3 separate regions of the Homo sapiens genome follow, and all the other regions are linked to region 1. Evidence: read pairs that join two places in POLR2A ChIA-PET (ENCODE). Cell type or tissue: PC-9. All regions are shown on one strand. Region 1 has its middle 23 kb from the start of BCAT2. Region 2 overlaps SPHK2 (sphingosine kinase 2). Region 3 holds the start of CGB7 (chorionic gonadotropin subunit beta 7).

Evidence for each region. ChIA-PET counts read pairs that join two places held together with the same protein. Peaks named below come from ENCODE experiments on the same cell type or tissue, not always from the same donor. Only the 100,000 strongest peaks of a DNase experiment are listed, where the experiment ranks them.
Region 2: POLR2A ChIA-PET joins it to region 1 with 12 read pairs; 10 of 35 experiments call an interaction of 5 or more read pairs at or near these places.
Region 3: POLR2A ChIA-PET joins it to region 1 with 14 read pairs; 2 of 35 experiments call an interaction of 5 or more read pairs at or near these places.

The regions. Positions count from the first base shown.
Region 1 is chr19:48,784,066-48,792,065 of GRCh38, forward strand. No RefSeq gene overlaps it. Among named protein-coding and RNA genes, the nearest start is that of BCAT2, 23 kb to the right of the region's middle. In PC-9, CTCF peaks have their summits at 749 (motif pointing left), 1,012 and 4,246 (motif pointing right); DNase peaks (open chromatin) are centred at 746 and 4,246.
Region 2 is chr19:48,622,901-48,630,900 of GRCh38, forward strand. SPHK2 (sphingosine kinase 2) reads left to right here. Exons shown (of 7, transcript NM_020126.5): 3 at 2,991-3,462; 4 at 4,792-4,941; 5 at 5,075-5,169; 6 at 5,262-5,377; 7 at 5,781-7,505. The coding sequence ends at 6,873. It overlaps DBP (D-box binding PAR bZIP transcription factor), which reads right to left. Exons shown (of 4, transcript NM_001352.5): 4 at 7,130-8,000. The coding sequence ends at 7,937. Among named protein-coding and RNA genes, the nearest start is that of SPHK2, 7.4 kb to the left of the region's middle. RefSeq lists silencers at 1,264-1,503, 4,432-4,726 and an enhancer at 4,786-5,286. In PC-9, no CTCF peak of the experiment used is centred here; a DNase peak (open chromatin) is centred at 4,461; H3K27ac peaks cover 2,496 bases.
Region 3 is chr19:49,052,977-49,060,976 of GRCh38, forward strand. CGB7 (chorionic gonadotropin subunit beta 7) reads right to left here and starts at 4,773. Exons shown (of 5, transcript NM_001385261.1): 1 at 4,486-4,773; 2 at 4,145-4,272; 3 at 2,385-3,619; 4 at 1,865-2,032; 5 at 1,298-1,629. The coding sequence starts at 2,399. The coding sequence ends at 1,315. It also overlaps the pseudogene LOC124904739 and a transcript of NTF4 not described here. RefSeq lists enhancers at 1,122-1,672, 2,347-3,200, 3,201-4,053. In PC-9, CTCF peaks have their summits at 3,232 and 3,431; DNase peaks (open chromatin) are centred at 3,185 and 3,535; H3K4me3 peaks cover 2,040 bases.

The DNA of each region.
Region 1 (8,000 bases):
AGAGCAATGGCGCAGTCTCGGCTCACTGCAACCTCTGCCTCCTGGGTTCAAGCGATTCTCCTGCCTCAGCCTCCTGGGTAGCTGGGATTATAGGCACCTGCCACCATGCCGGGCTACTTTTTGTATTTTTAGTAGAGATGGGGTTTCATGATGTTGGCCAGGCTGTTCTCAAACTCTTGGACCTTGTGATCCGCCTGCCTCGGCCTCCCAAAGTTCTAGGATTACAGGCGTGAGCCACCACCATGCTGGGCCTAATTTTTGTATTTTTAGTAGAGACGGGGTTTTGCCATGTTGCCCAGGCTAGTCCCGAACTCCTGGGCTCAAGGAATCTGCCCGCCTCGGCCTCTCAAAGTGCTGGGATTACATTCGTGAGGCACCGTGCGCAGTCCGGGGGACAAAATTTTAAACAAGTGTTGGTCATGTAAGCATGGCAGACTGCACGTGTGACTGACCTCAGATACTCCAGCTGCCTCCTCCTGAGGGGTGGACTAGAACAGGGACTGGTAACCAGGGGTTAAAGGATCGGGACCTGACGCCTAAATCTTTTGAATTTACATGCAAAATATGGGCATATAACATGAGCAGTGGTTCAGGATGTGGGCAATGAAGAGAGAGAGCCTGAGTTCCCCCACCTCTTACTACTGGAGTAACCAGGGGCAGGAGACTTCTGAATTTCAGTATTCTTATCTGCACAAGTGGAAACGAGAGAAATACTGTAGGGCAGTGCCTTCTAGCGGGCTTAGAGGAAGCCTCTGGACATGGTAGCTATTACTTATTTGCTTAGTCTTTAGCATTCTGCACGTTTTGTTTGTTTGTTTGAGATGGAGTCTCTCTCTGTCACCCAGGCTAGAGTGCAGTGGTGCGATCTCAGCTCACTGCTACGTCCACCTCCCGGGTTCAAGTGATTCTCATGCCTCAGCCTCCCAAGTAGCTGGAATTACAGGCATCATCATGCCTGGCTAATTTTTGTATTTTTAGTAGAGACGGGGTTTCATCATGTCGGCCAGGCTGGTCTTGAACTCCTGACCTCAGGTGATCCGCCCACCTCAGCCTCCCAAAGTGCTGGGATTTACAGTTGTGAGCCACCCCGCCCAGCCAGATGTTCAAATTTTGATATGGATTAAATTCAGTTACTAGATCACTTTTTTTTTTTTTTTTTGAGACAGGCCCTTACTGTGTTGCCCAGGCTGGAGTGTGGTGGCACGACCCCATGGCTCACTGCAACCTCGACCTCGTGCTCAAGCAATCCTCCCACCTCAGCCTTCTCAGTAGTTGGGACTGCAGGCAGGTGCCACCATACCCAGCTAAGTTTTTGTTGTTGTTGTTGTAGAGACCAGGTGCATGCTGTTAAAACTAACTACCCGAGACTGGGTAATTTATAAAGAAAAGAGGTTTAATTGACTCACAGTTCCACAGGGCTGGGGAGTCCTCAGGAGACTTACAATCATAGCAAAAGGGGAAGGGGAAGCAAGGCACGTCTTATATAGTGGCAGGAGGGAGAAAGAGCTAGAGGAGGGAACCACCACAGTTTCAAACCATCAGATCTTGTGCGAACTCACTCATGACTACGAGAACAGCATGGGGGAAACTGCCCCCACGATCCAGTTACCTCCCACCATGTCCCTCCCTGGACCCGCTGAGATTATAATTCATAATGAGATTTCAGTGGGGACACAGAGCCAAACCATATCAGTTGCCAAGGCTGATCTTAAACTCCTGGGCTCCAGCAATCCTCCTGCCTCAGCCTCCCAAAATGCTGGGATTATAGGCATGAGCTACCGTGCCCAGCTGCATCGTCATCTTAATACTATTGTCTTCCAGTCTATAAACTTGGGATGTCTTTCCATTTATGTCTGTTACGAATTTCTTTCTTTCTTTTGTGTATTGTCAGTCTTTCACCATTGAGTAGGATGTTTGCTGTGGGTTTTTCATAAATGCCTAAGCCAGTGTTTCTGTTTTGTTTTGTTTTCTTCTTTTTTGAGATGGAGTCTAACTCAGGCTGGAGTGCAGTGGTGTCATCTTGGCTCACTGCAAACTCTGCCTCCTGGGATCAAGCGAATCTCTCGCCTCAGCCTCTCAAATAGCTGGGATTACAGACACCTGCCACCAAGCCTGGCTAATTTTTGTGTTTTTAGTGGAGGCAGGGTTTCCCCATGTTGGCCAGGCCGGACTCGAACCCCTGACCTCAAGTGATCTGTCTGCCTCGGTCTCCCAAAAAGCTGGGAATACACATGTGAGCCACCGCGCCCTGCCTAAGCCAGTGTTTCTATTTTTTTTTTTTTTTTTTTTTTTGAGATGGAGTCTCACTCTGTCGCCCAGGCTGGAGTGCAATGGCACAATCTCGGCTCACTGCAACCTGTGCCTCCGGGGTTCAAGTGATTCTCCTGCCTCAGCCTCCTGAGTACCTGGGATTACTGCCCACCACCACACTGGGCCAATTTTTGTATTTTTAGTAGAGACAGGGTTTCACCATGTTGGCCAGGCTGGTCTCCAACTCCTGACCTCAGGTGATCCACCCGCCTCGGCCTCCCAAAGTGCTAGGATTACAAACTTGAGCCACTATGATCAGCCAGCCAGTGTTACATCACCTCAGGGGAGTCTTTCCAAACACTCATCCCTTGAGATGTTTGTAAACTTGTATAATGCCCTAAAAATGGTTTTAACCACTCACACATTTGTTAGAAATGCTTATTCCTTGGTGCCATAAAGAAATAGCACTTGAGGCCGGGCGCGGTGGCTCACGCCTGTAATCCCAGCACTTTGGGAGGCCGAGGCGGGTGGATCACAAGGTCAGGAGATAGAGACCATCCTGGCTAACACGTTGAAACCCCGTCTCTAATAAAAATACAAAAAAAAATTAGCCAGGCGTGGTGGCAGGTGCCTGTAGTCCCAGCTACTTGGGAGGCTAAGGCAGGAGAATGGCGTGAACCTGGGAGGCGGAGCTTGCAGTGAGCCGAGATCGTGCCACTGCACTCCAGCCTGGGCAACGGAGTGAGACTCCGCCTCAAAAAAAAAAAAAAAAGACATAGCACTTGAACATTAATTTCCTCAGCAAGGCCATTTTTATTTTTATTTTTATTTTTTGAGATGGAGTTTCGATCTTGTTGCCCAGGCTGGAGTGCAATGGCACAATCTCAGCTCACTGCACCCTCGGCTTCCGAGGTTCAAGCAATTCTCCTGTCTCAGCCTCCCGAGTAGCTGGGATTACAGGCATGCACCACCACGCCCGGCTAATATTGTATTTTTAGTAGAGACGGGGTTTCTCCATGTTGGTCAGGCTGGTCTCAAACTCCTGACCTCAGGTGATCCGCCCGCCTTGACCTCCCAAAGTGCTGGGATTACAGGCATGAGCCACTGAGCCCGGCCAGCAAGGCCATTTTTACTTTCTGCAGAAAAGGTACACTCGCCAGCAGTTTTGCCACAAGAGTACAACGAACAAAGGAGACAGGGTCATTTATAACCTGACGCATCCACTCTACTGCCGTGTCGGGTTTCCATTGGCTGGAACGGGACCTCACATTCTGTATTTGTCCCAACTGGCTAGCAACTTGGAACTTTTTAAAAGAGGCAAAGGCAGAGGAGAACAAAGGAAGGGGGAAGTGACTTGTGGAATGCTGAGAAAGGTAAAAACACCTTCAAATAAGGAAGAGGAACAGGCTGTGACCTAATGCTTGCTTGGACCAGTATAAGCATGCCAGGGCAAATATTTAGGGTAAATTGTGGGAGCTAAAAACATAAAGTACACTGATTTCTTTATTACGGCTAGCAGATATTTAAGAATGTTAGCACAGGTCTTTGAATACATTTTGCGTCTAAGAGAAGTTACTATTTATTCCTAAGTAGACGAGGAGGAAAGTCTCTTTGAAGAGGAAGCTCTACTTTAATTTTTACACATTGCTAACTGATGAAATTGTATTTGGAGACTCACTCTGTAAATTGCCTCTTTCCTTAGTTTTCCATTTTTTATTTTTAGTTTACTTATTTATTTATTTTGAGACACAGTGTCACTCTGTCACCCAGGCTGGAGTGCAGTGGCTCAATCTTAGCTCATTGCAAACTCTGCCTCCCGGGTTCAAGGGATTCTCCTGCCAGGCTGGCTTCACTATGTTGGCCAGGCTGGTCTCAAACTCCAGACCTCAAGTGATCTTCCCGCCTCGGCCTCGGAAAGTGCTGGGATCACAGGTGTGAGCCACTGCGCCCGGCCTTCTCCTCTTTTGGCCTTTGACTTTATACTCAACACTGACCACCAGATGGTGCTGCAGGCACACCACAGCGTGGCCTGACACACAGCACGCTGTGGCTGGGTTATTACAGCTGAGATGTATTTACCTGGATTTATTATTTTATTTATTTATTTATTTTTCAGTAGGAAAGGTAGGGCCCGCTATTTACCAGGTTTTTTTTTAAGTGACAGAGAAAGACTGTCTTAAGCACACACACACACACACACACACACACACACACACACACACACACAGAGCTTATAAAACAGTTTAACGGCCGGGCGCAGTGGCTCATGGCTTAATCCCAGCATTTTAGGAGGCTGAGGCAGGAGGATGACCTGAGATCAGGACTTCAAGATCAGCCTGGCCAACATGGTGAAACCCCGTCTCTACTAAAAATACAAAAATTAGCCCGGTGTGGTGGCTCACACCTGTAGTCCCAGCTACTCGGGAGTCTGAAGCAGGAGAATTGCTTGAACCTGGGAGGCGGAGGTTGCAGTGAGCCGAGATCACGCCATTGCACTCTAGCCTGGGCGGCAGAGCGAGACTCCATCTCAAAAAAAAAAAAAAAAAAAAACAGTTAAAAAAAAAAAACAGTTTTTAGGCCCCATTATGCCTGTGTGATTCTTTGTGTCCTAATCTTGGGCGCACACACACACACACACACACACTTATTTATTTTTCTTGAGACAGAGTATTGTTCTGTTGCCTAGGCTGGAGTGCAGCGTTGTGATCTCAGCTCACTGCAGCCTCCACCTCCCAGGTTCAAGTGATTCTCCTGCCTCAGCCTCCAGAGTAGCTGAGATTACAGGTGCCCGCCACCACACCCGGCTAATTTTTCTATTTTTAGTAGAGACAGGGGTCTCGCCATGTTCACCAGGCTGGTCTCAAACTCCTGGCCTCAGGTGATCCACCCACCTCGGCCTCCCAAAATGCTGGGATTACTGGCGTGAGCCACGGCGCCTAGTCCTGTTTGTTATTTTAAAATGAAGACATCCTTAAGCATGAAAATGTCTTTAAATATTTTGAAAAATGTTTTCTAAAGCCATGAAGGCCTATAGTACCCTAAGTCTTATATAATTAAATTATAATTAAAGATTTAATCTGGCTGGGCCTGGTGGCTCACACCTGTAATCCCAGCACTTTAAGAGGCCGAGGCTGGAGGATCACAAGGTCAGGAGATCGAGACCATCCTGGCTAACATGGTGAAACCCCGTCTCTACTAAAAATACAAAAAATTAGGCAGGCGTCGTGGCGGGCGCCTATAGTCCCAGCTACTGGGGAGGCTGAGGCAGGAGAACGGCGTGAACCCGGGAGGCGGAGCTTGCAGTGAACCGAGATGGCGCCACTGCACTGCAGCCTGGGTGACAGAGCGAGACTCCATCTCAAAAAAAAAAAAAAAATTATTCTTTGCAGATATTCATTTTCTCACAGAATTGGACTCTTTTTTTTCTTTTTCTTTCTTTCTTTCTTTCTTTTTTTTTTTTTTTTTTGAGACAGGGTCTTGCTCTGTTACCCAGGCTGGAGTGCAGCGGCATGAACACAGCTCACTGCAACCTGGAATTCTTGGCCTAAACCCATCCTCCTATCTCAGCCTACCGAATAGCTGGGACCATAGGCACACGCCACCACATGCAGCTAATTTTTTTATTTTTTGTAGAGGAGGGGGGGTCTCACTATGTTGCCCAGGGTGGTCTCGAACTCCTGGGCTCAAGTAATCCTCCTGCCTTGGCCTCCCAGAATGCTGGGATTACAGGCATGAGGCACCAACACAAAGTTATTTTCCAAAGTGAGCTGCAGCGCCAACACTCACACCTACTCACTGTGTGCCCAGCACTGCTCATGGATAGCAGTTCTTGAACCCTTTGGTCCCAAGACCCCTTCACATTCTCAAAAATCACTGAGGCTGAGCACGGTGGCTCACGCCTGTAATCCCAGCACGTTGGGAGGCTGAGGCGGGCGGATCACCTGAGGTCAGGAGTTCCAGACCAGCCTGGCCAACATGGTGAAACCCCATCTCTACTAAAAATACCAAAAAAAAGGCCGGGCGCGGTGACTCACGCCTGTAATCCCAGCACGTCGGGAGGCCGAGGCGGGTGGATCACAAGGTCAGGAGATCGAGACCATCCTGGCTAACACGGTGAAACCCCGTCTCTACTAAGAATACAAAAAATTTAGCTGGGCGTGGTGGCGGGCGCCTGTAGTCCCAGGTACTCGGGAGGCTGAGGCAGGAAGAATGGCGTGAACCCTGGAGGCGGAGCTTGCAGTGAGCCGAGATGGCGCCACTGCACTGCAGCCTGGGTGACAGAGTGAGACTGCATCTCAAAAAAAAAAAAAAAAAGAAATTAGCCGGGCTTGGTGGCGGGCACCTGTAATCCCAGCTACTCGAGAGGCTGAGGCAAAAGAATCGCTTGAACCCAGGAGGCAGAGATTGCAGTGAGCTAAGATTGCGCCACTGCACTCTGGCCTGGGTGACAGACTGAGACTCCATCTCAAAAATCATCATCATCATCATAATAAATTGATGGCCAGGCACGGTGGCTCACGCCTATAATCCCAGCACTTTGGGAGGCCGAGGCAGGTGGATCGTGAGGTCAAGCGATAGAGACCATCCTGGCCAACATGGTAAAACCCCTTCTCTACTAAAATAACAAAAAAAAAAAAATTAGCTGAGTGTGATGACACACAACTGTAGTCCTAGCTACTCGGGAGGCTGAGACAGGACAATTGCTTGAACCCAGGAGGCAGAGGTTGCAGTGAGCCAAGATCATGCCTCTGCACTCCAGCTTGGTGACAGAGCAAGACTCGGTCTTAATAATAATAATAATAATTGATTACATTGTACCTGCTCTAGAAAAGAAAAAAGAAAAAAAAATCATTGATGATAGTCTCTTAGGCTGGGGGTGGTGGCTCGTGCCTGTAACCTCAACACTGGGAGACCAAGGTGGAAGGATCGTTTGAGATCAGCCTAGTGGGACCTTGTCTCTACAAAAAATAAAAAATAATAAAATTAGGCTCAGTGCAGTGGCTCATGACTGTAATCCCAGCACTTTGGGAGGATAAGATGGGCGGATCACTTGAGCGTAGGAGTTTGAGACCAGCCTGGGCATTATATTGAGACCTTGTCTCTACAAAAATAAAAATAAAAAATTAGGCAGGCATAGTGGCACATGCCTGTGATTCCAGCTGCTTGGGAGGCTGAGGTGAGAGAATTGTTTGAGTCTGGGAGGTCGAGGCTGCAGTGATTACTGCAGTACACTGAATGCGTCACTGTACTCCAGCCTATAGATATACATGTGTGTATATATATATGTAGGGGTGACGCTTGTGAATTCTTTTTTAATTTTATTATTTTTATTTTCTTTTTGAGATAGAGTCTTGCTCTGTCACACTGGCTGGAGTGCAGTGGCACGATCTCATCTCATTACAACCTCTGCCTCCTGGGTTCAAGTGGTTCTCCTGCCTCAGCCTTCCAAGTAGCTGGGATTACAGGCATGCGCCATGATGCCTGGCGATTTTCTGTATTTTTATTTCATTTATGTATTTATTTAGAGATGGAGTTTTGCTCTTGTTGCCCAGGCTGGAGTGCAATGGCGTGATCTCGGCTCACTGCAACCTCTGCCTCCCGGATTCAAACAATTCTCCTGTCTTAGACTCCCGAGTAGCTGGGATTACAGGCATGCGCCACCACGCCCGGATAATTTTTGTATTTTTAGTAGAGATGGGGTTTCACCACGTTGGCTAGGCTGGTCTCGATCTCCTGATCTCGGCTTCCCA
Region 2 (8,000 bases), 160 kb before region 1:
ATTACAGGTGCGTGCTACCACACCTGGCTAATTTTTGTATTTTTAGTAGAGATGGGGGTTTTGGACCAGTGAGGTGGCTCACGCCTGTAATCCCAGCACTTTGGGAGGCTGAGGCGGATGGATCACGAGGTCAGGAGATCCAGACTATCCTGGCTAACACGGTGAAACCCTGTCTCTACTAAAAATGTAAAAAATTAGCCGGACGTGGTGGCACGTGCCTCTAGTCCCAGCTACTCAGGAGGCTGAGGCAGGAGAATCGCTTGAACCAGGCAGGCGGTTCAGTGAGCCTAGATCGTGCCGCTGCACTCCAGCCTGGGTGACAGAGCCAGACTCCATCTCAAAAAAAAAAAAAAAAAAAGAGAGAGAGACGGGGGTTTCTCCATGTTGGTCAGGCTGGTCTCGGACTCCTGACCTGGCGATCCACCCGCCTCGGCCTCCCAGAGTGCTGGGATTACAGGCGTAAGCCACCACGCCTGGCCTACAGCCTACATTTGTCACTTTCTAGTGAGCTCTGTCCTTGTCTCCTAATGCATATCTCTTTCTCTCTATGCAATTCTGTTTCTAAGTCTCCTAATATATACTTGCCTTTCTTTCAATTTCACCATGTCTTTGCCTCGGTGCATCTGTCAACATCTTCACTTTCTGTCCCAGTTCCTCCCAGCCCCTGGGCTTCCAATATTCTCTCCCTCCCTCACCTTTGACCTAGAGATACTGTCCCCATCTCTCTGTCTCTGTCTTGCCATGTGACTGGTTCATTCACTGGGCAGATGTTTATCTCATGCCGCTTCCATTCTGGTTTGAGCCTGAGATAAATAAGTCTGAATTAATGAGCCTCTCCTTCGCGGCTTCCATTCCAGAAGTGTCTGTCTCCATCTGTCTCCGTGTCTGTCATTTTCAGGGTTTTCTTGTATCCTTACCTTGCACATTCTCAATCCCACTGTTTTGGTCTCTTGTTTATATCTCTGCTTTTCTCTGGGTCTCTCTGACTCTGTAACTGTCCGAAAAAAAAGTATCCTTCACTTTCCCCACTCTCCCTCTCCTCCCAGCTCTCTTATTGCCTCATCCAACCTCTGTGGGTCTCTGCCTTGCTCTGTGTCTGGATCGGATCTCTGGGCCTTTGTTACGCGTGTTAGAGTCTCTGTCTTTGCAGCTAAAGACCTCCTCCCTCACGCCCCTTTTCTTTTGTGAATTCAATGGATGAGACAGGCCCACTCTCCCTTAACAAAGATGGCGACAACGGCGCTGTCTATGGGGCCGCGACGTCGTCTCCGCTGCGCGTCGGCCCTCACCCACGATGGCGGCCAGTCTCCCGAAGCGCGAGGCCCCGCCCAGCTCTCGGCCTCTCCCGCGGCCGGTCCCTGCACCAAGCTCGCGAGCTGACTGGCTCCACCCCCCGCGCCCTCGTATTGGTGCGGCCCAGGCCGGCTGCACGGCCATTGGCTGAGCGGATGCACACCCTCCCCCCACCCCTAGGTCTGATGGGGGCTGTTGGTGCTGACTTGCGGGACCGCCTGGAGGAGGACCCGGCGTGTGAGGAGGGTGCGGGGGTCGGGGCAGGGACCGGAGTCTAGGGGACTGAGGGACCAAGAGGAACAGAGACTCAGGCCCGGGACTGGGGCACCGGGGTGGGAGATGGAAATGGAAAACCTGGGCCAGGACTGAACCCAGCCAGGCCTGGGACTGGGTTCTGGAAATAAGAGTGCGGATGGCGGTTTGGGGGCCCAGGGCCAGACACGCAGGCCTATGGATTGGGGACCAATGGATGGAGACCCAGGTCCAGGTCTCGGGGACCCAGGGACAGAGACCCAGGCCCAAGACTGGAGGACATCTAGGGCTCTGTGCTTGAACCTGATTTGAGGTTCCCATAATGGGGCCAGGGCAGGTTTGGGGGTGAAGCAGACGTCCTGGACCCGAGAGAGCCGCTGGGGATAGGGGGGCAGATGTAGTTCCTAAGGGTGAGTCCACAGGCGGTGGGGGGTGGGGGGCTGTCCTGGCGCTCTGGGCCTGGGGAATGTGAGGGGCAGGACTGGCAGGTGGCTGGGCGGGGCAGTGGGGAACAAAGGTGAGCGAAAGGAGGAGGCAGAATCCGGGCAGAGGGCAGGGAGAGGGCCTGTGGGGAAGGGACCTCAGTCCTGCTCCCACCCGCTCCCTGGAGAGCAGGCGGCCAGACACCCAGGTCAGTGCTCAGGGACCAGCTCTTGGCCCCTGCCCCTTGCAGGCGCTCGCATGTGGCTCCTCTCGGACCCCGTAGTCCCTGTCATATCCCTTCTCTCCAGCTGTCTCCATGCCTGCCTCGTACCCCTCCTATTTGCTCTCCCTTCCACTCTGTCTTGCCTTTCTCGTTGGGGTGAAAAAGTCTTACTCTCTTAAGTATCTTTCATCGCCTGAGTTTCACCTCATTGACCCTGTTTGTCTCCTCTCAGTGTTTCTCTGGCTCTCAGACCCTATCTCTATTGCGTTTGTGATTGTTTTGCTGTTTTACCCACTGCACCGTATGGGGGGTGGGGGTGTCGGGGAGGTGTGTCTTTCAGTCTTTGCATGTCTGTTTCTGCATATCCAATCCCACTATCCATTCCCCTTCCTGTGCCTTCTTTTCCCCCAAAGCCCGTTATCATCACCCAACCACCTGTATATTTCAATCCTTTCTCTTGTTTATCTATTCCTATGAAGGCAAGGATTTGGGGCTATTTTGTCTCCTGCTGTGTTTGCTAGGCCTAGCACCGTGATTGGCACATAAAGGGTACTGAATACTTACTGGGGAATAAATGATTGGATGTTTGCATGCCCGGGTCTCCGGCCCCCTCTGGGATGCTGGCCTCTGTCCCGCATCCTCAAGGTCTGCCCACACCTGTCTGAGCCTGTCTGTCTCTGATGCTCCTGTCTCACCTGCCACTGCCCCTCATTGTCTCCTCCTGTCCACAGCCCCTGCCCCTCCCTGCCCCTGCCATGGGGTCCTGAATTCTCACCCCTTCTCTCCTCCCTTCCCACAGAGGCCAGACCAGGAGCTGACCGGGAGCTGGGGCCACGGGCCTAGGAGCACCCTGGTCAGGGCTAAGGCCATGGCCCCGCCCCCACCGCCACTGGCTGCCAGCACCCCGCTCCTCCATGGCGAGTTTGGCTCCTACCCAGCCCGAGGCCCACGCTTTGCCCTCACCCTTACATCGCAGGCCCTGCACATACAGCGGCTGCGCCCCAAACCTGAAGCCAGGCCCCGGGGTGGCCTGGTCCCGTTGGCCGAGGTCTCAGGCTGCTGCACCCTGCGAAGCCGCAGCCCCTCAGACTCAGCGGCCTACTTCTGCATCTACACCTACCCTCGGGGCCGGCGCGGGGCCCGGCGCAGAGCCACTCGCACCTTCCGGGCAGATGGGGCCGCCACCTACGAAGAGAACCGTGCCGAGGCCCAGCGCTGGGCCACTGCCCTCACCTGTCTGCTCCGAGGACTGCCACTGCCCGGGGATGGGGGTGAGGTGCTGGGCAGCTGCTCTATCCTGGAGCCACCTTGGTGTCTCTGCAGAATTTCCTCCATAGGCAGCTGTGTCTTTATTTTTCTGTGTGTCTGGGTGATGTATCTCTCTGGATCCGTTAGGAGTGATACACAGGGATGGGCTACAGAAGGAACAAAAAGACAAGAGGACCGGATGTGGTGGCTCATGTCTGTAATCCTAGCAATTTGGGAGGCTGAGGCGGGTGGATCACCTGAGGTCAGGAGTTCGAGACCAGCCTGGCTAACATGGTGAAACCCCATGTCTACTAAAAATACAAAAAATTAGCCGGGTGTGGTGCTGCGCACCTGTAATCCCAGCTACAGGAGGGTGAGGCAGGAGAATCGCTTGAACCCAGGAGGCAGAGGTTGCAGTGAGCTGAGATCGTGCCATTGCACTCCAGCTTGGGCAACAAGAGCAAAACTCTGTCTCCAAAAAAAAAAAAAAAAAAAAAAAAAGCACAGGCAGAGGTCGCGTGCAGTGGCTCATGCCTATAATCCCAGCACTTTGGGAAGCCAAGGCAGGCAGATCACCTGAGGTCGGGAGTTCGAGACCAGCCTGGCCAACATGGCGAAACCCTGTCTCTATTAAAAATACAAAAATTAGCCGGGCATGGTGACGGATGCCTGTAATTCCAGCTACTCGGGAGGCTGAGGCAGGAGAATCACTTGAACCCGGGAGGCAGAGGCTGCAGTGAGCCGAGATTGCACCATTGCACTCCATCCTGGGCGACAAGACCGATACTCCATCACAAAAAGCAAAACAAAACAAAAACGCAGGCAGAGAAAAGTGATTTACATCTGCTGTTCTCTTGCTAGATTTATGTTTCTGTCTCCTATCCTCTTCCCCTTTGCATGGGTCTTGACCACAGGTGAGTCACCCAGGGTGGTGAGAGCAGCAGCCTGAGACAGGACCAGGTACCACCCAGAGTGATGGGTGCCAACAGAGGTCTAGGGCTTCCCTGGAGTTCAGAGGTGGCATCTAATCCTGCCTGGGGCCCCTAAGGGCTGGAAGTAACCTAATCCTGGGTAATAGGTGTTTGGGGTGAGGAAAGTGGGAACCACAGCTCTGAACTACAGCTCCTCCCACACATGGGGACAAAGGGCATTTGGTTTCACACCTAAGCCCTGCCTTTGTCTCAGCAGCTAGGAGTTGGGGCAGGGCTGCATACCTAGGCCTGGCCACATGAGAGCCAGCAGGTCCCAGGGGCCAGCCCTCCACCAATTCCGTTGGGGGCTGATGAAGGGACTGTTTCCAAGGTGGGGGGCCTGGGTCACTGGCCTCTGCAGACCCTAACCTCTCTCCACAGAGATCACCCCTGACCTGCTACCTCGGCCGCCCCGGTTGCTTCTATTGGTCAATCCCTTTGGGGGTCGGGGCCTGGCCTGGCAGTGGTGTAAGAACCACGTGCTTCCCATGATCTCTGAAGCTGGGCTGTCCTTCAACCTCATCCAGACAGGTAAGGGCCAGTGAGAATGGGAGCTGGGGGCTGGGACAGCTGAGTCCTAAGGGAGCAAAGTGGTGGGTGGGACTCCTGGGTCTATGGGGCTGGGGTGGGACAGCCTGCCTAACAGCCCGGTATCCCACTTCAGAACGACAGAACCACGCCCGGGAGCTGGTCCAGGGGCTGAGCCTGAGTGAGTGGGATGGCATCGTCACGGTCTCGGGAGACGGGCTGCTCCATGAGGTAGAGCAGGAGCACCCTGCCCCTAGCCCTGGGCCCTGGGGGACTATAGAGACTGCCACCAGGACCCAGGCTTCTGGTCTCCCACCCTCCAGGTGCTGAACGGGCTCCTAGATCGCCCTGACTGGGAGGAAGCTGTGAAGATGCCTGTGGGCATCCTCCCCTGCGGCTCGGGCAACGCGCTGGCCGGAGCAGTGAACCAGCACGGGGGGTAGGTTGAGGATACCACGAAGGGAGGGATGAGCCCCTCCTGGGGTGATAGGGACCCCTATATCTCCCACTCAGCCAAACCCACAGTCAGTCAAGTAAATCAGCCTGCCTGTGGGATGCTCACCCCCAGCTCCTGGACATTTTTGCCTGCCTGCTTCCCAGCTGTATCCCGAGCGCCCAGAACTCTGCCTGGCATGGGAGGCACTCAGTGAATTGTAGGGAGCAAATGAAAGATGACCAGGAACCTGGCCCCGTAAGGAGTCGCCTGGAGGTGGCCCCACGGCTGTGGTGGGCCTGGGCCATGGCCTTCGTGGTCTCATTGCCAGCTGCTTTCCTACCTGTCTCTTTCCCCAACCCCTGTTTGCTCCTTCCTTCTGTGTGTCCGTCCATCTCCGGCTGTGAAGATTTGAGCCAGCCCTGGGCCTCGACCTGTTGCTCAACTGCTCACTGTTGCTGTGCCGGGGTGGTGGCCACCCACTGGACCTGCTCTCCGTGACGCTGGCCTCGGGCTCCCGCTGTTTCTCCTTCCTGTCTGTGGCCTGGGGCTTCGTGTCAGATGTGGATATCCAGAGCGAGCGCTTCAGGGCCTTGGGCAGTGCCCGCTTCACACTGGGCACGGTGCTGGGCCTCGCCACACTGCACACCTACCGCGGACGCCTCTCCTACCTCCCCGCCACTGTGGAACCTGCCTCGCCCACCCCTGCCCATAGCCTGCCTCGTGCCAAGTCGGAGCTGACCCTAACCCCAGACCCAGCCCCGCCCATGGCCCACTCACCCCTGCATCGTTCTGTGTCTGACCTGCCTCTTCCCCTGCCCCAGCCTGCCCTGGCCTCTCCTGGCTCGCCAGAACCCCTGCCCATCCTGTCCCTCAACGGTGGGGGCCCAGAGCTGGCTGGGGACTGGGGTGGGGCTGGGGATGCTCCGCTGTCCCCGGACCCACTGCTGTCTTCACCTCCTGGCTCTCCCAAGGCAGCTCTACACTCACCCGTCTCCGAAGGGGCCCCCGTAATTCCCCCATCCTCTGGGCTCCCACTTCCCACCCCTGATGCCCGGGTAGGGGCCTCCACCTGCGGCCCGCCCGACCACCTGCTGCCTCCGCTGGGCACCCCGCTGCCCCCAGACTGGGTGACGCTGGAGGGGGACTTTGTGCTCATGTTGGCCATCTCGCCCAGCCACCTAGGCGCTGACCTGGTGGCAGCTCCGCATGCGCGCTTCGACGACGGCCTGGTGCACCTGTGCTGGGTGCGTAGCGGCATCTCGCGGGCTGCGCTGCTGCGCCTTTTCTTGGCCATGGAGCGTGGTAGCCACTTCAGCCTGGGCTGTCCGCAGCTGGGCTACGCCGCGGCCCGTGCCTTCCGCCTAGAGCCGCTCACACCACGCGGCGTGCTCACAGTGGACGGGGAGCAGGTGGAGTATGGGCCGCTACAGGCACAGATGCACCCTGGCATCGGTACACTGCTCACTGGGCCTCCTGGCTGCCCGGGGCGGGAGCCCTGAAACTAAACAAGCTTGGTACCCGCCGGGGGCGGGGCCTACATTCCAATGGGGCGGAGCCTGAGCTAGGGGGTGTGGCCTGGCTGCTAGAGTTGTGGTGGCAGGGGCCCTGGCCCCGTCTCAGGATTGCGCTCGCTTTCATGGGACCAGACGTGATGCTGGAAGGTGGGCGTCGTCACGGTTAAAGAGAAATGGGCTCGTCCCGAGGGTAGTGCCTGATCAATGAGGGCGGGGCCTGGCGTCTGATCTGGGGCCGCCCTTACGGGGCAGGGCTCAGTCCTGACGCTTGCCACCTGCTCCTACCCGGCCAGGATGGCTGAGGGCGGAGTCTATTTTACGCGTCGCCCAATGACAGGACCTGGAATGTACTGGCTGGGGTAGGCCTCAGTGAGTCGGCCGGTCAGGGCCCGCAGCCTCGCCCCATCCACTCCGGTGCCTCCATTTAGCTGGCCAATCAGCCCAGGAGGGGCAGGTTCCCCGGGGCCGGCGCTAGGATTTGCACTAATGTTCCTCTCCCCGCGGGTGGGGGCGGGGAAATTCATATCCCCTGTTCGTCTCATGCGCGTCCTCCGTCCCCAATCTAAAAAGCAATTGAAAAGGTCTATGCAATAAAGGCAGTCGCTTCATTCCTCTCAGACCTTCTGCCCTTCCTCCATCCGACAGCCCGCGGGAGGACTCAGACTCCAGCACTTCCAGCAGCGCCTGCCCTCTATGGACGACAGCCCGGAGCTGCCCACGGGCTGCAGCCAGTATGCCAGGGAGCTGCCCTCTTCTTCCACAACAGCTGGCTCTGGGGTTCTCAAGATTTATTCAGGATCGTGTTAACGGAGGCGGTGGGAGGATAGGGTCCCTGACGTGCCGGGGACACACACAGAGAACCCTCCCCGCCCCCGCAAGGGAGGGGGGAGGCTCGCTTTTTCTTAAAAATATAAATGTATTTATCTGCATTATCACGTCCCTGGGGCACCCAGCTGGCCGGCCCGTGGGCCACAGGGCAGGAAGGGAACAGGGCGTAAGTCTCAGCAAGGCGGAGGAGAGCTCCGCCAGGTGGGGATGTGGGGCAGCCTCACAGGGCCCCGTGCTGGGCCTGGTATCGGGACAGCACGGCGCGGTAGTGGGACAGCTCCTGG
Region 3 (8,000 bases), 270 kb after region 1:
CTGGCCACATTCCACAATTTAGAGAAAGTCCACAACCTGGAATCCTAGGGAGACCCTGATTCACCTCAAAACTGCCACTAAGGAGGTAAAACGCTGCCCCTCTGAGGCAGGCTTCAGTTTCCCTGTGTGTGAAATTGACCTGGCGCTGGGAGAGGCTGGTGGAGGCGCGGATTTTGCAGTTTCCCTACAACATTCTGGAAGCCTGTGGTTCTGGGAAAGGTTGGCGTGGAGAAGACTGGGAAACAACCAGTGGTCACCAGAGCTGTAGCAACTCTTCCACCTCGGAGCTCTGGGGCTGGGAACCCCAGGCTTCGGGGACCACTGTGGAGGACGCAGGTGGCCCCCTCTTTCCTGACATCTCAGGAGAGGGAGGGGTAACCGGCTAGGGGAAGAAAAGCACAGGAAGGTTATACAGCCAGATGGGGAAGGGGCCAAATCCCTGAACAACCCCCTCCCAGAGTTCCTCTTCAAGTGCAGGGTACCCAAGAGTCAAGGCCCCGCCCCCTTTCCAGAGGCCCCTTTTCTACTTAGGTGATGGCTCCTGGCTGGGATGGGAGGCAGATGGACGGAGGGGAGGGGGGAGGAGGGGAAGGGAGAGGCAGTGGATGAAGGAGAATGGAAGAGATGACATCCCCCTCGGCCCCTTCATCCCATTCAAGTCCCCAAGCCGCTCCCCCCCCACACCTGCACTGCCAGTGCCAACGTCAGAGGGAGGAAGACGGAGCTCGGCTTAGGAGGCTGAGGCCCTGCCCCCTGGGCCACACCAATCATGTGGCCTTCCTTCTCCCCACAGAAGGCCAGACCATGGACACCTCCTGAGCTGGATGTCGTCCCCCATCTTCACTCTCTTTTCTTTTTCTTTCTTTCCTTCTTTCTTTCTTTCTTTTTTTTTTTTTTTGAGATGGAGTCTCGCTCCGTCATGCAGGCTGGAGTGCAGTGGTGTGATCTCGGCTCACTGCAAGCTCCCCCTCCCAGGTTCACTCCATTCTCCTGCCACAGCCTCCCAAGTAGCTTGGACTGCAAGCGCCCACCACCAAGCCGGGATAAGTTTTCGTATTTTTAGTAGAGATGGGGTTTCACCGTGTTAGCCAGGATGGTCTCGATCTCCTGACCTCATGATCAGCCTGCCTCGGCCTCCCAAAGTGGTGGGATTACAGGCGTGAGCCACCGCGCCCCGCCGTCCACCCTGTTTTCTACCAGAGTTCTGATACTGTGACTTTGTATAAAATGGTTTGGAAGCTGGACCCACCCTGTGTGTGTGTGGTTGCCCTGAGCCCACAGAAAGACACCGCCAGAGTGCGGATTGAGAAGCCTTTATTGTGGGAGGATCGGGGTGTCTGAGGGCCCCGGGAGTCGGGATGGACTTGGAAGGCTGGGGGGAGGGGCCTTTGAGGAAGAGGAGGCCTGGAAGCGGGGGTCATCACAGGTCAAGGGGTGGTCCTTGGGACCCCCGCAGTCAGTGGTGCTGCGGCGGCAGAGTGCACATTGACAGCTGAGAGCCACGGCGTAGGAGACCACGGGGTTCACGCCGCGCGGGCAGCCAGGGAGCCGGATGGACTCGAAGCGCACATCGCGGTAGTTGCACACCACCTGAGGCAGGGCCGGCAGGACCCCCTGCAGCACGCGGGTCTGGAAGCCGTGTGAGTGGGAGAATGAGCATGTGCCTGGGGCCAGCGCCTCAGCTGAGCTCCCCAGCTGCCCCCACAGGTCTCAGACTCAGGGGTCCAGGAAGCCCTCTGTTCCTGCCCTCCCACACCCCATTCCGCAGCCCCTGACCAGAGAGGCAGACCACCCTTCCTCCCCCGCTGCCTCTGTGGGTCTGGCCCTGAGGTGGCAGCACCTGCCCGGGCCCCGGGCAGCTCACCATGGTGGGGCAGTAGCCGGCACAGATGGTGGTGTTGACGGTGATGCACACGGGGCAGCCCTCCTTCTCCACAGCCAGGGTGGCATTGATGGGGCGGCACCGTGGCCGAAGCATCTCCCTGGATGCCCATGTCCCGCCCATGCTCAGCAGCAGCAACAGCAGCAGCCCCTGGGACAAGGACACTGCTTCACCCGGGCCTGAGACCACAGCCCTGAGCCCTGGCCTTCCCATCCCCCAGGGTACACCACCCACAAAGACCCAGAGACCCTTCCCGGCATCTCCTATTCAGGACCCACCACCCGGACACCTGCCTTTCAGAGCCCACCCCACAGCCCGAGGGACCTGAGATGCCCCAACATTTCAGATCCCCACCCTCAGGAACTGCCCCACGTGAAGCTTATTGGGGGTCACGCTCCTCCAGAAAGAGGCGTCCTTCCACAGCTCACACTGGTCTGCCCCTTCTCATGCCAGTGATGGCCTGGAAGGAGGTGGAAGGTGCCCAGGGGCCCTGCAGTCTTACCTGGAACATCTCCATCCTTGGTGCGTCCCCTGCCTGGTGTACCTGGCTTTATACCTCGGGTTTGTGGGGGCGTCAAGGCCACCAGGAGGTTGTAGGATGCTGGAGTGAGCTGGACACTAACCCTTCGGGGGGCGAGAAGTAGACAAGGCCAGGGAGGCACAGGAGTGGCTCAGCGGAGCACCCCAGTCCTCTCCCCTCAGTGGTCTAGCGCCAAGGATGAGGCGGAGACCACGGTGAAGTGACCTCTGAGACTCAGTCGTCGAGTGCTAGGGACTAGTCGAGGCTGGAGGCACAGAGAGTAGGGTGTAGGAAGGCCTGCCTCTGCCTATGGTGGGGTCTTGGGAACCAGGAGGAGGCCGTGACCCGAGAAAGGTGCTGGACTGAAGCCTCAACCCTCCTCTACTTGAGCCATTCCTGCACCACAGTCCAACCTAACAGGAGGGGCGCGGCTTCGGACTTAGCTTCTGCCCAGTGAGAGAGGGTCTCCCCGTGACTGTGCTGCCAGGGAAGCCACTTGACCCAGATGCCCCCCAACGAGGGATTCAGCCCGAGCCCCACCTCTCCCTTAGGAACCTCCGCCCACCCTACCCTCAAGCCAGGATGCCCGGAGCGGTCCCCGGAAATGCGTGTGCTTCAGGTGATTTAACTGATTATTGAATAGGCCCGCAGGAGGTGTGTCCTGCCCGCGGGGCCGCAGCCTCGGAGGACATTGTCTGGACTTAGTCCCTTCCCCGCGATCCAGCCGCAGCTGAGTGGGCGTGTCTGGGCTAGTCCTGTCCCCACACTGCGGATAGACTTAATGAGTGCGAGCCCACCTAGGTCCGACACCGCGTAGTGAGCGGCTGCCCAGAGCTCTGCTCCGCCCCCACGCCAGGGGGCGTGTCTGGGGTGGGGCTGGCCCGGCAGGCTCCCACTAGCCCCGGCTTACAGCGGCCTGAGCGGGAGTTCTCGGTGCTGTAGGCTTTCGGGACGCTGTGTATGCCCGGCAGGGGCTTCCAGTGGGGGCCACCCCAAGTCGCCTCCAGCGGGCGGAAGCGGTCGAGCCGGCGGAGCGGGTGCGGCGAGGAGCTGTAGGTTTCCTGAGCCGGAGACATGGCCCGCCGTGCGGCGCTCGAGGCGGCCTGGAAGAGCAGAGACAGGGCTGCCGCTGCGGGTCGTGACTCCAGAGTTGGGGCGTCTCTTCTAAGCTCCAGTAGGTCAGGTAGTCCTTGCGGGGGTATCCGGACGGCTCCGTCCTGTGGGAGCAGGGCGGGATGGTGAGGATACAGCTGGATCCTTGGGGACGAGTTTCAGACCTCGGGATCTAAGGAGTCTGCACATTCAAACTCCTGCATTTCCAGGCGAGCACCCCTTAGGAAGGACGCGACCGGGCACGCGTTGCCTGCGTTCCTGGGTCCTCGAGGTACTTAACGTCCTGGAAGCTGAGCTTTCGCATCCTAGGGAAGGAAACGGGGGCTTTCGCTTCCTTGCGAAGGAGCATGTGGGGGCTCAAGTACCGAAGGAGGCCCTGCCCTCAGATCCAGAATCCCCTCGAGCCGCTGTGCAGGCTTCCTGTCCCTACCGCGGTTCCTGGAGGTGACACTAAGGACTCCTGGGTGCTAAAAGAGGGAGGGGCTGGGGTCTGAACTGTGGTTGTTGCTGCTATAGGAGTCGAGACTGAGACCACCGGTCAGGGAATGGGAGCCAGCCCAGGGGCTCGGCGTGCACCGGCCATGGCGGGGGCTGTGCAGGAGGCGGTGCCGAGCGAGAGCCCGGCTTACTTGGGATAGAACCGAAAGTCCCGCGCCGAGGTGGTCAGATAGAGCTGGCGGCGGTTCAGGACGCCCCGGTCGGATACTGTGAAGGGTGGGCCAGACAGCGCGGGGTTCTTCGTGCAGGCGATTAGAGCCTGAGCAAGATTGGGGGAGGAGGCATACCCAAGACATAGATTTCATACCCCATCCCAAGTCCTGGGTCCCGAGTTCAGAATCCCTCTCCTTCGGCCTCGACAGCCATGACGGCCACGGCCCTCACACCCCGCCCCAGGGTCAGAGCCCTTCCTGCCACCCACGCCAGGGAACTTCAGCTTCCTTTCTCATACCCGAACCCTTCCCAGCCTCACCTCCCTAAATCCAAGCCCTCCTGCTGGTCAAGGAACTCAAATGCAGGCCCCCAGCCACCACAAAATCCCCCTGGTTCTGCCCCCGGTCTCAAGCCTTCTTGGTGTGGCCACTGGAGCTGAGCTGCATCTTGGGCAACAACTCCAGGTTACCTCTCCTAACTCCCACCCTACCACGTCTCAGAATATTCTAGTCTCCTCCCCACCCACAGCCCGCCGTCTAGCTCCGCAGCAGCTTAGGAGCCCTGAAGGCGAGTTTCCAGCCCCTGGTCCTTCTGGCCTGGCGTGGATGCCCAGCCCTTCCTCCCGCTCCTCTAACCTCCCGATCCCGCCCCAGATCCTTTAGCCACGCCCCAAAGCTGTGATTTCCTTCTGGCCCCGCCCCAGGCTCCCGGAGCTCCGCTGGTCTCGCCAGCGCCGGCTTCCACCCAGACACCTGGGAAGGCCCCCCGCGGTGGTGGTCCGAGAGTTGTGAGGGGCTGGGGCCCGACGTATTTGGGGGCGCGCGCGTCCGGGCCGGGAGAGCAAGTGTACTGCGCCCTCGTCTCGCTGCTCTGGTACTTTGTGGTCAGTAGGAGGGTTCAGCTGCGGTGTCTGAGCTGCGGAAAGGCAACCCAGAGACTCATGTGAAGGAGCAGGGGACTCAAATGCAGTCCCCCGCAGACTCCGGCGCTCCCCAAATCTTACCTTTTCTCCTGAATCCTTGATCCCCACAGTCCGCGTGGGGTCTGCAGGCTCTGGGGCTCTGGGCTGGGCGCAGGGCCCGCCATGGGTCTTGGGCACGTAGGCCGAGCCAGAGGTTGTCTCCCATCTGCTGAGGACCTCGTCGAAAGCCCAGATGCGAGAATCCTGCTTTGCAGTCGGAGGTAGAGGGTCCGCGACCGTGGACTGGAGAGAAGGCGCCGCACATCAGCTAGAAAGACTCAGGAGTCCCTATCACCCCCCACCCCAAACTCTGACCTCTTCCAGTCGGCCCCCAGCCCTTTCCTCTGCAGTCCCTGGCATCCAAATTCCCTGGCGCCTCCTCTCTCAGACCCAGGACTCCAGGACCCTCCTCCTTCAGAGAGGAGTCCAAGCTCCCAATCCCCTTTTCTCAGCCCCCATCTTTCTGGGTCCCCAGGCCCCGCAGGGCTTCAGCCTAGGGTCTGCCCACCTGCACCGTGGGCGGGGGGAAGGGTACGGGTGGGATAATGCCATGGGTAACGTAGCTGCTGGTGAGATGCCAGTTGGGCCAGGATTCAGGCATCTCGGTTGCAGAGATGAAAGACCACGGGGGGCCACAGCGCACAGCCAGGGTGCCACTGGCCATGGTTCCACCCCCTCCCTGTAGCCAAGCAGGAGCTGGTTTGTTGCTGTTGCCCCAGGTGACAGAACCCGCCCACCCCAATCCAGCCAATGAAAGGCCTGCAGGCACATGGATGGATGGAGTGATTAAGAGACCCAGAGACAGAGAGACAGGGACTCCAAGAGGGGCACAGAGAAACACGGAGTGGGGGATGGAGAGTCAGAAAGAGGCGGACAGAAGGGGATGGAGAAGTTCAGGATTTCAGAGACCCAGGGGGTGGGGGAGACAGAGACACAGAAAGAAGGACAGAGACCTGGGGGTGTCAGAGATACAGACAGAGACCCCTGCACTGCCCCCAGCACCTCAGGACATCCATGAGAAACACCCCCCTTTGCTCCAGGGTCCAGAACCTCCTGGCTGCTTCCTCCCTCTGCCAGGCCTGCCCACCTCGGGGTAACGATTTCCAGATGTCCCCGGGGCTCCCCAACCCTTCCCGCACGTGCTGAAGGAGTCAGCGCTGGTGTCAGCTGTCCTGCCTGCCTTTGATTTGGTTGAAAACTTCCACCTGGGTAGGCTGGGTGGGGAAAGAGAAAGGGATCTAGAGAGAAGTGCACCGGACCATAGCGAAAAAGATGGGCTTTGATGAGTGAGGAATAAATACAACAAGAAAGGGGAGAGACAGGGAGGAAGAAAGAGACCACGATGGAAAGGGAGCTATTAGTACTACCCAGAGGCGACAGACACTGGAAGTTAGAGACAGAGATGAAGGTGGCAAAAACGACCAAAGTCACAGATGGAAAACAAGGAGACGTAGAAACTGAGGCAGCCACGCCCCACCCTGCCCAGGGGCCTGGTCTGTATAGATGCGGGGAGAAGTTGCCTATGTCCTTTGCTCAAAGCTGGACCTGAGAGAGAGAGAGAGAGTTGGTGGGGCGATGGGTAACATGTGAAGGGCTATTGTGAAGGCCTGTGGTCTGTCCCTGGCTTCCCTTGTCACTTCTTCACTATAAACAGCTTTTGATCACCGGGCGCAGTGGCTCATGCCCGTAATCCCAGCACTTTGGGAGGCCGAGGCATGCGGATCACTTGAGGTCAGGAGTTTGAGACCAGCCCGGCCAACATGGCGAAACCCTGTCTCTACCAAAAAATACAAAAAGTAGCCGGGCGTGGTGGCGCACACCTGTAATCCCAACTAAGGCAGAAGAATCACTTCAACCCGGGAGGTGAAGGCTGCAGTGAGCTCAGATCACACCACTGCACTCCAGCCTGGGTGACAGAGCGAGACTCCATCTCAAAAAAAAAAAAAAAAAAAAAAAAAAAAAAAAAGCTTTTGGTCAAGGCCTCTGACTGCTCAACCCCCATTATCTCATCCTACCAGCCCATTCTGCAGACAAGGAAAACTGAGGCTACTTTCTGCAGCCATGCCCAGGATCCCACTTACCCCTCCTCCCCCATTCAGGCTTCTGGGGCCTTTCTGTTGGATTTTGCTGGCCCTACTCAACAGCTCTCAATGGACAGTGACCCCCTGATCCTAGCCAGGGGGCCGATGAGTTAGTCAGAAACTCATGCCCCACTCAAGCTGGACAAAATTTTTTTCTTTTTTTTGAAATGGAGTTTCGCTCTTTTTGCCAAGGCTGGAGTGCAATGGTACAGTCTTGGCTTACTGCAACCTCTGCCTCCTGAGTTCAAGCAATTCTCCTACCTCACCCTTCAGAGTAGCTTGGATTACAGGCATCCGCCACCACGACCAGCTAATTTCTTTATATAATTTTAGTAGAGTCGGGTTTTCACCATGTTGGCCAGGCTAGTCTCGAACTCCTGACCTCAGGTGATTCACCCACCTCGGCCTCCCAAAGTGCTGGGATTACAGGAATGAGCCATCGCACCTGGCCATCAAGCTGGAAAATTTTAAGGTCTGTTTCTTTCCCAATGTAGAGTAAAGGTTGGGACAGGGAAGAGGGCTAGAAACCTGACTTCAGCTCCCTGCCGAGGGCTGAACTCTCCAGCATCCTGATCACTTCTCATTCAACCTTGCTTGTACTCCTCTGTGATCGGTAGCTTATTACCTCAAAACAGAATATTCTAAGTCAACCTTTGCCCCCTCTTACCAAGTAAGATTTCCCATTTGAACCCCATCTCCCAGATACTTAAAGGCCTTCTGTGGGCCACGTTCTCAAGGTCCCCTGGCCATCTGCTTGCCTGTTCTAGTTTCTCTCCTCCTCCACCCACATCG